2 separate regions of the Homo sapiens genome follow, and region 2 is linked to region 1. Evidence: read pairs that join two places in POLR2A ChIA-PET (ENCODE). Cell type or tissue: A673. All regions are shown on one strand. Each heading gives the region's core, and the rest is flanking DNA. Links, peaks and the distances in the headings are about the cores only.

Region 1 (6,625 bases), core at 726-5,725:
ATATGCCGTTACAATACCCCTATTTTAATATTATTCTGCCTTAAGAAAAATACTTCAATACTAATTTTTTCTAATAAACAGAGTAGAAAGCAGAGCAAAGAAATATGTCCTTCTCACATGAATTTGGATTATAAACTAAGCCATCTCATCATGATTCAACTGTGACCAATTAATTATACCTGATAGAATGCCTCTGTCATGACTTAAGGAGAAAAAAAAATCAGTTTCTAACAAAATAAACACGATTAGAAACTGGAATTTCAGACTTGTAAAAATTATACTGGCCAAGGGACTGCATCTCTAAAGACACATACACAAAAAGCTGATATGCCAGGCGCAGTAGCTCATGCCAGTAAATCTCAGCATTTTGGGAGGCAAAGTGGGAGGACTGCTTGAGCCCAGGAGTTCAAGACAAGCCCAGGCAACATAGTGAGACCTCATCTCTACACACACACACACACACACACACACACACACACACACACACACACACACACACACACACACACACAGACACACACACGTACTAGCTGGGTGTGGTGGCATGTGCCCATGGGCCTAGCTACTTGGGAGGTTGAGGTAGGAGGATCACTTAAGCCTAGGAGGTTGCGGCTGCAGCGAACTGTGTTCATGCCACCGCCCTCCAGCCTGGGCAAGAGAGTGAGACCCTGTCTCAAAAAAAAAAAAAAAAAAAGTTAAGATACCTAGTATTTCTTAGCAGTCTTATTGAATACTCAATAGTGACTGTTATTGTTCATAAAATTTGTTAATTACACACAACCATTCTTTTGAAGTAATATTTCAAAGTAACAACTATAGGTCAATGAATAAGTGATGAGCAACAGGAAGATGAGTAAAACTGGATACTCACTTAACACCAAGGATACTTGAAGCATTTGCCTAGAGCCATGAATGGTGCAGCAGGCAAATTCTGATAAACATTCACAAGACACTGATAAAAGACATGGGAAATGAATGGGATTCTCTAACTTACCCTATCAGTAAAAATCCTCACCATACAAAACGAAGTTGAGTACATCAAGAATTTTAAGAACAGTACTCACCTAAGAAACTCCAATTGCATTCCCCACCCCCCCTTTTTTTTTTTTAGACAGAGACTCACTCTGTCACCCAGGCTGGAGTGCAATGGCACAATCATAGCTCACTGCAATCTCAAACTCCTAGGTTCCAGTGATCCTCCCACCTCAGCTTCCTGAGTAGCTGGGGCTGCAGGCACACGCCACAGTGCCTGGCTTACTTTTTAAAACTTTTTTGTAGAGATGGGGGTCTTGCTATGCTGCCCAGGCTGGTCTCGAATTCCTGGGCCTAAGTGATACCTCCTGCCTCAGCCTCCCAACGTGCTGGAATTACAGGTGTTAGCCACCACGCCCAGCCTGTTGCATTCTTGACATCACTCATTTTTCTAAAGTTACCTATATGTATCTTGGAAGGAGGTGGTTACTAGAACAACAAATCATCCATAGTGTTTTTCTAATCTTCCAAGTACCAACAACAAAAGAGGTCTCTTAAATTTCTTGGATAATTTTCTTCTTTAACCACCTACCTCCCCCAACCTTCCCTTCATTCTGTGTCCTCCAAGCCTGATGCACTGTCTACACTGACTTCTCTTTTTTTAAGTATTACTCATAGGGCAGAGAGGGGCTATAAAAACAAAGAGAGATATATGGGCAGTAAATGTATAAAGTGAGTTTTTAAAAGACATTTGGGGGAACATATACATTCTATATGACTGAAGTACTCAATAATAGAAATGTTATTCAAGAAATAATCTGATGGAGATAGCACTGTGTTCATAATGCAATCTCAATGAATATATTATACTTTTAAAGAGAAGGCCTTTAAGATCAATTCTAATTTCTTGGATAGCACCCCCCTTATAATCATAAGTGGTGACTCAGTTTTTACCCACACAGAAATTACTCACTATATTGCTGCTTACTGGTTAATGCAACGGTCCCCAACCTTTCTGGCCCCCAACCTTTCTGGCATAAGGGACCAGTTTCATGGAAGATAACTTTCCTATGGATCCAGGGGATTGGAGGACGGTTTCAGGATGAAACTGTTCCACCTCAGATCATCAGGCATTGGATTCTCATAAGGAGTGGGCAACCTAGATCCCTTGCATGTGCAGTTTACAATAGGGTTCATGCTCCTATGAAAACTGAATGCTGCCACTGACCTGACAGGAAGCGGAGCTCAGGCAGAAATGCTCGCTCCGCACACCCTGCTCACCTCCTGCTGTGCAGCCCTGTTCCTAACAGGCCGCAGATCCATGCCAGTCCATGGCCTGGGAGTTGGGGACCCCTGGGTTAATGGACTTGTTTCTCCCTAGATTAGGGGAGAAATAAAAAGGTCAGAAAACTTTTCCTGTGAAGGGCCAGATAATACATACTTTAGGCTTCATGGGCCAGATAACCTCTGTTGCAACAATTCAAGTCTACAACTGTAACATGAAAGCAGGCATAAGACAATACAGAACATAAACACAAATTTTATTTATTTACAAAAACAGGTAGGTATAGAGCTGGACTTAGCCCACAGGCGGTGGTTTACTAACACCTGTCCTAGACCAAGAATCTTAGGCTCCAAAAACTTCTTTAATCCTCATGATACAATGGAAATCAGGTCACTATGTCCTTGTAACTTCAAGTTTCAATATTTAGAACAAGTCTTTTTTCTTAGTATGTGCAATGCTGTTCTAGCTTTTTAAATCAGAAGGATAAGGAAAAGGTAGGTATAAGAAGAAAGTCTGGTTTAGAAGACAGCTTTGGGGACTGGTAAGGAAAGACAGATATCTCTATTGCTTGGCAACTATAAGTGAGATTTACATACTGATATATTTTACTGACATGGCTATCTGATTATCTAGTTCTGAGTTAATAAAACATGCCTTAATTAATTGTTAAAAACTCCACTCCTGCTTGCTAATCCCCAAATCAGCTGAACTTTCCAAAAGTGAATGTACAAGTTCATATTTTGCTGTGATTTCATTATCCACTCACATTTTATTTCAAAAAGACAAGTTCTTCTTACTTGGGTAAAATAATCTATAATAACGACATTGATGACATTAAGACTGGTCAGGTAAACAAAAAGACAAGCCACAGAATGGGAGAAAATATTTGTAATTTGTATCTGACAAATAAGTTGTATTTAAAATATCAAAAGAACTCATACCTCAACAGTTAGAAGACCAACAACCCAGGCTGGGCGCAGTGGCTCATGCCCGTAATCCCAGCGCTTTGGGGGGCCGAGGCGGGCAGATCACCTGACGTCAGGAGTTCGAGACCAGTCTGACCAACATGGCAAAACCCCGTCTCTACTAAAAATACAAAAATAAAAAAATAGCTGGGCACGGTGGCACGCACCTGTAATCCCAGCTACTTGCGGGGCTGAGGTAGGAGAATCGCTTGAACCCAGGAGGCAGAGGTAGCAGAGAGCTGAGATTGCATCACTGCACTCCAGGCTGGACAACAAGAGTGAGACTCTGTCTCAAAAAAAAAAAAAAAAAAAAGAAGACAACCAACAACCCGATTTTTAAAATGAGTAAATTTCTGGACACACTTCACAAAAGAAGATATATATGTATGTGGCCAATAAGCACATCAAAAGATGCTTACTATCTTTAGTCATAAGAGAAATTCAAATTTAAACCACAATGAGTTACCATTCTATACCCATTATGTCTACAATTCTAAAGGCCAACAAAAGCAAATGTTGGCAAGAAAGGGAACTACTGGAATTTGGTGGTGGGGATGTAGAACTCTTTTCAAAAAGACAGTTCAGAAATTTTATTCACAACAGCCAAAAACGGGAAACAACACAACCATCGCCAGGTGAACAGATAAGCAATATACAGCCTGCTCATACAATGGAATTCTCAGCAGTAAGAAAGAACAAACTACTCACACATGCAAGCAGTATGATGAAATCTCAAAAAGCATTACACTACAGGAAAAGTACATACAAAAGGCTGTATACTATATGACTCCATTTATATCAACTGCTAGAAGAGGGAAATCATAATGATAGAAAGCAGATTAGTGGTTGTCTATGACCAGAGGCAGCAGAGAGATGGACTGCAACAAGGCACAGAGAATTTTTTGAAGGTGACAGAAACACTCGCATCTTGATTAAGGTATCTGACGGGTATACACATCTGTTAAAACTCCTTGAATTGTATACATTTAACAGATGCCATTTATTGTGCCTAAATTATATATCCATAAAATTGATGAAGAAACAAGAAAATAAAGACTGACCAGGTAAGAGTCTGATGAGCATGTAGCAGCAAACAGTCAGTGAAATTCCTACCAGATACTAAGATTTGGGGGAATTACATTGGTATTTGCCGTTCTGTTTCATGGTTCCATTTAAAAATTATTACTCATCAGAAAATTAAAAAGTAGTATATAAGAAGAAAGTTCATTACTACCCAAAGACAGCCACTGCCAAGAGTATTTTCTGTGTTCCTCTGAACGGAATCTTCCCCTCACTGAATTTCTGCTGGGCTTCTGTCCACCTAGTTAGAGACATTTTTCAGCCTCTCCCACGACGAGAAGTTGTCACATGATTATGTATGGCCAATGAAAGGTGGGAGAAAACGAAAGGCATGTTTTCCAAATCTGAATCAGGAAGATAAAGGCTAGATGTCCTTGACCTTTTCTCCTCATTCCTGTTTGCTGGAAAATGTCAACGACTACAGCAGGCACTTAGGACAAGGCAAGAAAGCCACATGTGAAAGATAACATCATTCATCCATCATGACAGAAATAGATCCCATTAGACTCCCAATGGTTCTCATGAGAGAAATAGAAACTTCTCTTTCATTTCAATGATTTTGGAAGGGTCTCTCCTTTAAAGAATCTAGCATATATTCCAACTAATGCATATACTAACCAGCTTTAATTTAGAATCTTAAGAATGATTAATGTTAGAAAGCAGATAATCTAGTCTAGTGATTCAATGAATTCTTTACAACATACTAGCAAGAGACAAATTAAATATCTCAACCTGTCCCTGTAAGTTTCCGTAAAATTCCTAGAGCTGTTCAGGCACCCAAAACTATTTGAAATAATATTCTAGTAGTCTTCCTACAATAACAGTGATAAACTTCTGAGCATTATCCAGGGGATGAAAATAAGAGTAGATAAAATTCATCTAGATTTACTTTTAACTTGTAATATTTGTGGCGATCCTCCCAAACTCTACCAGATAAAGTATAAACTAGAGCTTTCCATAAAGCCATTAACAGTATATATCAAAGCCCCAAAAATGTATATTCCCCTTGACCGATAATTCCATTTCAACATTATTTACCCTAAGAAAAAAATCACAGCTGCTGTACACTAAAGCTTATGTAATGGACATTCAGCACAGTGTTCACTGCAATAGGAAATATCAGGAAACAGTGTGAAGACTAACAATGGGGTTAATTGATTAAATAATGATATAATATTTTATCAATAATGACAAAGATGATTATATAACAAGTTTACAATTGTCGAGCACTGTTCTAATTGTATGCTTAATAAATATAATCCTGACAATAAACCTATGAAGTAGCCATTATTTTTGCCATCCTTTGATAACTGAGGAAACTGAGGCTTAAGACAAGACAATAACTTTCCCAAGATCGCATAGTTAATAACTGGTAGAGCAAAGATTTGAAGCCAAGAAGTTTGGCTCCAGAGTCCACTATATTGTACTGCCTTTCACATACATCTAAGTGACAAAACATTATGCAGCCACTTAAAAACAAATCAAAGAGGCCGGGCATGGTGGCTCATGCCTATAATCCCAGCACTTTGGGAGGCCGAGGTGGGTGGATCACCTGAGGTCAGGAGCTCGAGACCAGCCTGGCCAACATGGCAAAACCCCATCTCTACTAAAAATACAAAATTAGCCAGGCATGGTGGCACATGCCTATAATCCCAGCTACTCGGGAGGCTAAGGCAGCAAAATCGCTTGAACCCAGGAGGCGGAGGTTGCAGTGAGCCAAGATTGCACCACTGCACTCCAGCCTGGGCGACAAAGTGAGACTCCGTCAAAAAAAAAAAAAAAAAAAATCAAGGGACAGCTAATAACATGAGTAAATGTTCAGACTGCTAAGTGAAAAAAGCAAGATACAAAACTCAAACAGTAGCACAAAAGTCACGACATGATCCTAACTCTATTTTTTTAAGTGCATATACACATGTACATTTTAAAAGACTGGAAGGAATAAATTACAACATACTAATAGTGGATATCTCTTAGTGATGAGATTGTAGATGACTTAATTTTCTTCATGGTATTTTCCAGTATTTGTCAACTTGTATTTCTGTTGTAAGGATGGGAAAAGCACATTCTACTTTTACCAAAACGAAGTAGAATATAGCCCTTAAACCTCTTAATACTTCTTCTTTTGAAATATAATGAAGTATTTTTATTGTTTTGATAAAAATAAACATTTTACTTTCATTTATATATACTTTGTTGCCCCTCACCCCCCAAAAATGATCAAAGAATAGAATTTATTATTTTTTTGTACTCAAAACAATAATAAAGGACAAAATCAAGGTTGCTGCAAAAGGATGTAACTTTTTTGTTCAGATGAATGAAA
Region 2 (6,625 bases), core at 637-5,636, 84 kb after region 1:
TAGATTTGTTTGAGGTATTATTTGGCAACATCTAGTTTGATTTTAAATGTGCATACCGTTTGACCCAGTAATTTTTATAAACTAATGCTACAAATCCCACAAGTCTTATATACGTAAGTGTTCACTAATATATTGCCCAGCATTGTTTGCACTAGCAAAAAAAAAAAAAAAAAGGTAATGACCTAAATGTCCCCCACTAGGGAACCAATAATTTATACAATGGATTACTCTAAAATGGTTCAAAAAATGAAGAAGAGTTACATGCACTTCAGTGGATCCTGCAACACAAATATAATCCCATTGGCTATTTCAAGTACATACATATATGAATATATGTTTGTATATATACACTACCAAGAGGAAACAACCATTATCTCTGAGGCATGTGAACTGGTAGCGTGGATGATAGAGAACAGAAGACTTTTTATTTTATTTATAACATTTCCCCTATTTTTATTATATAACCTTAAAATATATAGTATTCACATTTACCGGTTTTCTCCATGCTATAAAATTCTCCCCTATTAAAGGTTTGTAAAAAAATTCATGTTTTCATCTAATACCTATTAAAGGTTTGCAAGAAAAAAATTCATGTTTTTGTCTAATACCTATTAAAGATTTTTTAAAAATTCATGTTTTCTATATATACTTAACTACTGTCTGGAATAATTTCTACAACTAGTATTATTTTCATGACAAAAACTTAACAAAGGATTTTTAACTTAAGGGTGAAATGCTCCATAAATACACCATACTGGGTAAAAAGCACTATATAAGTTGTACTATTATCCATACCATAAAAGTGTACATTATTGCCAGAATCAGTTACTCAGCAATTTCTTCAGTGCTGAAAAAGGGAGATGAGTTAAACTAAAACCTAAGTAGGAAATAATAAGATGTTTTCAGGCATTCACAAATAACAGACCTCCCAGCACAGTGACTGTTAACTTGGAATGGCCATCAGAATCACCTATCCCGACATATATTTTGAAAAACAACTCCCCCTCCAAATGTACCAATAGACAAATTAAAAATATTGCCTGAAGCATTTAGGGGGTGATGTGTCATAATGTTTGCAACATACTGTCAATTGAGTCAGATATGTGTGTAAGAGAGACAGAGTATGTACAGATAAATACCATGCATCTTTATATAGTTGAAACAAATGTGATTTTTCAAAAAGGTTCATAATAGTGGAATCTAGATGAAGCATTCTTTCAATTTTCTTATACATTTGAAAATCTTCATATACAGAAATTGAAAAAAGATCACTTCAAGTATATTTAAAGTATTTTAAGTATATTTTTCAATAACACATCCTGGTATTCTTCAATATTCAATACTGTGACATTAAGGGAGTAAAGTAAGATTTTTGGTAACAAAGCATATTTTTGTTAAGATTAGCTATCTTTATTCTCACTTTGAAAATATCTTTACCAGCCTGGGCAACATAGGCAGATCTTATCTCTACAAAAATTCAAAAATTAGCCTGGCATGTTGGTTCACACCTGTAGTCCTAGCTACTCAGGAGACTCAGATGGGAGGACTGCTTGATATATAAATCAAATACATATGAAATTGAGGATTTCATTAGTAAAATGCCAAAAACAACCCAAAATTCCTCTTTATTCCCCATCCAAGTTCATTTCAGTTTTGTCATGAGGGTCATGAGGGTCTGTGAGGCTTGTGGAAATTACGTGTAATGTATATTTGTGGCATAAATACTGCTGAGTGAAAATGAAATTGGTTTATTTAGGTTTTCTGAATTGTTTGTTTTTATATCATTTCTTTTAACCATTCCAGATACATACCAAGAATGTTATAAATAATATTCTCAGAAGCTAAAAAATAACTCACTGAGAAACCCTTAATGTGTTAGATAAATTAGAATACTTAAGCAGAGCAAAACACTACATCCAAGAACATACATTCTTTTAAGGAACAATCTTTTCCCCAGAACAAAGATTAATTTGCCCAGTGGGAAGATTATGGAAACACTATTCCAGCACAAATAACCTCATAAAGGTCCCACCATAAGGCCTACCACAGCACCCAGCACACAGTGAAGGTTCTGAATGTATGAATATCCTCTGCATAAAGCATTCTAGGAAATAATTACATCCTCCTTCCAATTCCTGAGCACTTTATGACACACAAGGCATTAGTCATATTCTACCTTATAATATGGCTGTGTACTTGTCTCATAGCCTCAATTTATAAATTAGTAAAAACAGCATTATACAGAGAGCCAAGAGACAGGTGTCCATACTGTCATAAATGAGCTCTAGTCTTTTTCATCTTGGAATTATTTCATTTTACGAAATTTGTCATATGTAAAATACCTCAGTTTTAAAATAGCCTAATATAGGTTAATGGTTAGCCTGTATTAGGTTATTCAAAAATATTCAGAATACTCTCCCTCTCTTTTGTCCATCTGAAATGTATCTATCATAGATGTAAAACCTTTTGCAAATTTTTCTCATAAGATACATTTGACAAATTGTATACATCCTCAAAGAACAGAATTCTAGCCTGTGAGGGGAAAAGAAGAAAGCCATAGTAAAGATGATACTAAATGCAACACAGTGGCCTGGACTGAAGGATCTTGAAACAGAAAAAGTACAACTGATGAAATCCAAATAAAGTGTATAGTCCATTAATAGCATTGCACTAATGTTAATTTCTAATTTTTTGAAACCATGGTTATGTAACATTTTAGTATTAGAGGACACTGGGTGAAGGGTATACAGGAACTCCATCTTTGCAACTTGTCTGTAAATCTAAAATTATAACAAAATGTAAAGTTTTAAAGATGACAACTGCAATAATTAGATCTGTTGAGTATATGTCTAGACAACACTCAAACAAGGAGTGAGGAGGGGTAGGAAAAGGAAAACAGCCAGACACGTGATTCAAGCTTCTCAAAGTTGTGATTAATCTTCCTGCCTGTTCTCAGGGCAGTTGGCGCTCAGGGTTCTATTTGGCTCGTTCAAAGCTCTACAGAATGCAACTTTTTTTTCCCCCTTAAAACCTCAAAGGAAATGACTTCCTTTTCCCTAAGTTTTCTTTTCTTTCTTGTAACACAAAGCAACTAGCACTGACAGTGCAAGTTATAAAAGATGCAACTGCTCAGGTTCCAGGGATAAAAGAAGAACTCTGAACTGTTTTACAATTCTACCAAATAAAGCATCTCCTATTTGGTGGGGGGGGGGGGGGGGGGGGAGCAGAGAAACCAGAGGAACCAGAATCAGTAGCTACTTATTTCATCTATAGTATTTAGTAAAGTTCATCTATATGGATTTAGTAAAGTTCATCTATATGCTAAAGAAGTCAACAGCAATCAACTCTATAGAACGTTTGTTGTAATCTTCTCTTCTCCATATTATTAGTCTGTGCTATTCTAGTGTTATTACTCTCAGGTGTCTCAACTCACCTGCCAAAAAATTCTTAGCCCCTCCAGCTTTCCTAAGAGACACAGGAAAATCATTTAACTCAGATAACAGAAGGAGGCACTCAGTCTCTCTCAAAGAAACATTTCTGCTTGTCAGTTGCTTGCTGTGAAAATTAATTACAAAGAATAGGAAAAATCAGATCAAATTTCTTATGCAATATGTTAGTGCAGTATGCATCCTTAATTTGGACTAAAAAAGTTGAAATTTAAAAAATACTTCAAGAAAAATTCTGTCTACTGTCAAGGACAAAATATTACTGATACTTATTACTGGATGTTTCATTAAATAGTCCATTGAGTCGGGTGCAGTGGCTCATGCCCGTAATCCCAGTGACTCTGGAGGCTGAGGCAGAATGATCATTTGAGGCCAGGAGTTTGAGACCAGCCTGGGCAACATACCAAGACCCCCGCCTCAACAAAAAAATTTTAAAAAGTAGCTAGTTGTGGTGGCACAGGCCTGCAGTCCCAGCTACTCAGAAAGCTGAGACAGGAGGATCCACTGAGCCTATGAGTTTGAAGCTGAAGGGAGTTATTATCACACCACTGTACTCCAGCCTGGGCGATGAAAAAGACTTTGTCTAAAAAAAAAAAAAAAACCAAAAAACCACCAACAAACGAACACTCCATTGAATAAGAAATTGATAACAGTAACACCCTGTTTTGGAAAAGTGTTATGTGAGAGTGGGAAAACAAGTACTCTCAATACTGTTGACAGAGATTTAAATTAGCACTACCTAGTCCTAGAAGAAAATTTGGCATTTTTAACCATTCTCCTCTGCAAAATGCAGGCAGATCTTATGTTGTGCTTAGCTTTATGGTGCTTCACAGATACTGCATTTTGTACAAACTGAAAAGCTGTGACACCTCTGTGGAGCATGTCTCTATCAGCACCATTTTTCCAACAGCATGTGCTCACTTTGTCTGTGTGTCACATTTTGGTAACTCTTCAATATTTCATACTTTTTCTTTACTATATCTGTTACAGTGATCTGTAATCAGTAATCTTTGATTTTACTATTTTAGAATTACAATAGTGTAAATTCTAAAATAAAATAGTAAAATCAAAGATTTGTTGATGGGAGTACCATCAACCTTGCCCACAGACGATAGTAAAGAGTGTTCAAGTGAAAGGAAGAGTCACGTTTCTCTCACTTTAAACAAAAAGCTGGAAATGATTAAATTTAGTGAGAAAGGCACATCAAAAGCCAAGACAGGTAGAAAGCTAATCCTCATGCACCAAAAGTCAAGTTCTGAATGCAAAGGAAAAGTTCTTGAAGAATATTACAAGTGCTACTCCAGTGAACACACAAATGAATAACATTGCTGATATGGAGAAAGTTTGAGTGGTCTGAATAGAAGATCAAACCAGCCACAACATTCCCTTAATTAAGCCAAAAGCCTAATCCACAGCAAGGCCCCAACTCTCTTCAATTCTATGAAGGCTAAGAGGTGAGGAAGCTGAAGAAAATTTGACTCTAGCAGAAGTTGGTTCATGAGGTTAAAGCTGTTGCCATAACATAAAAGTTTACATGAAGCAACAAGTGCCGATGTAGAAGCTGCAGCAAGTTATCCAGAAGATCTAAGATCACTGATGGTGGCTACACCAAACAACAGATTTTTGGTGTAGATAAAACAACCTTCTGGAAGAATATGCCATCTAGGCCTTTCATAGCCAGAGAAGGTTAAGTCAATATCTGGCTTTAAAGCTTCAAAAGACAGGCTGACTCTTTTGCTAGTGTCTAATGCAACTGGTGACTGTAAGTTAAAGTCAATGCTCATTGGCCATTCCAAAAATCCAAGAGCCCTTAAGAATTATTCCAAATTTATTCTGCCTGTGTTCTATAAATGGAACAATAAAGCCCAGAAGACATCACATCTGTTTACAGCATGGTTTACTAAATATTTTAACCCCATCTTTGAGACCTACTGGTCTGAAAAAAAGATTCCTTTCAAAATACTACTGCTCCTTGACATGGTACCTAGTTATCCAAGAGCTCTGATGGAGACATAGAAGAAAATTAATGTTGTTTTCATGCCTGCTAACACAACATCTATTCTCCAGCCCCATGGATCAAGGAGTAATTTTGACTATCAAGTCTTAGTATTTAAGAAATACATTTCATAAGGCTGTCAGACAGTGATTCCTCTGATGGATCTGGATGAAGTAAACTGAGAACCTTCTGGAAAGGTCTCACCATTCTAGATGCCATTAAGAACATACATGATTCATGGGAGGTAGAAATATTAACATTGACAAGGTGTTTGGAAGAAGTTTATTCCAACCCTCATGGATAACTTTGAGGGGTTTAAGACTTCAGTGGAGGAAATCCCACAGATGTGGTGAAAACAAAAAGAGAACTAGAATTGGAAGTAGAGCCTGAAGATGTGACTGGATTGCTGTAATCTCATGACACAACTTGAAAAGATGAGGAGTTGCTTCTTATGGGTGAGCAGAGAGAGTGATTTCCTGAGATCCAATTTGCTCCTGGCGAAGACGCTGTGAACACTGTTGAAATGACAACAAAAGATCTAGAATATTACATCAACTTAGCTGACAAAGCAGTAACAGGATTTGAGACAGCTGACTCTAATTTTGAAAGAAGTTTTACTGTGGGTAAAACGCTATCAAGCAGCATTACACGTACAGATAAATCTTTCATGAAAAGAAGAGTCAATTGATGCTGCAAACTTCATTGTTGTCTTATTTTAAGAAATTGCCACAGCCACCTCAACCTTCAACAGTCACCCCCTGGTCTGTCAACAACACTTAGGCAAGACCCTTCACCAGCAAAAAAATGACAACTCGCCGAAGGTTCAGATAATCCTTGGCATATTTTTAAGCAATAATGTATTTTTTAATTAAGGTATATACATTGTATTTTTAGACACAATGGTACCGCACACTTAACAGACTACAGCATAATGTAAATATAACTTTTATATGCACTGGAAAACCACAAAATTTGTGACTCATTTTATTGCAATATTCGCTTTATCGCAGTGATCTGGAACCAAACTTGCAATATCTCCAAGGTACGCCTGTACTCTCTTTCCCTGGCTCTTTTTTCGTCTTCATTTTACAACTCTGTCTTCCTTTGCTGATTTCTAAATGCTGTTTAGGCCTTGGAATTCTGTCCAAGGCCATTTTCTTTTTAATGAGATAAACTTTCTTCC

The links. ChIA-PET counts read pairs that join two places held together with the same protein. Peaks named below come from ENCODE experiments on the same cell type or tissue, not always from the same donor. Only the 100,000 strongest peaks of a DNase experiment are listed, where the experiment ranks them.
Region 2: POLR2A ChIA-PET joins it to region 1 with 6 read pairs; 6 of 35 experiments call an interaction of 5 or more read pairs at or near these places.

Annotation. Positions count from the first base shown.
Region 1 is chr14:70,999,991-71,006,615 of GRCh38, reverse strand. All of the region lies in intron 8 of PCNX1 (pecanex 1), which reads right to left. Among named protein-coding and RNA genes, the nearest start is that of PCNX1, 96 kb to the right of the region's middle. In A673, for the core only: no CTCF peak of the experiment used is centred there; no DNase peak of the experiment used is centred there; H3K27ac peaks cover 904 bases.
Region 2 is chr14:70,916,307-70,922,931 of GRCh38, reverse strand. The region is part of intron 1 of PCNX1 (pecanex 1); the gene reads right to left. Among named protein-coding and RNA genes, the nearest start is that of PCNX1, 12 kb to the right of the region's middle. In A673, for the core only: no CTCF peak of the experiment used is centred there; a DNase peak (open chromatin) is centred at 2,961; H3K4me3 peaks cover 448 bases; H3K27ac peaks cover 1,263 bases.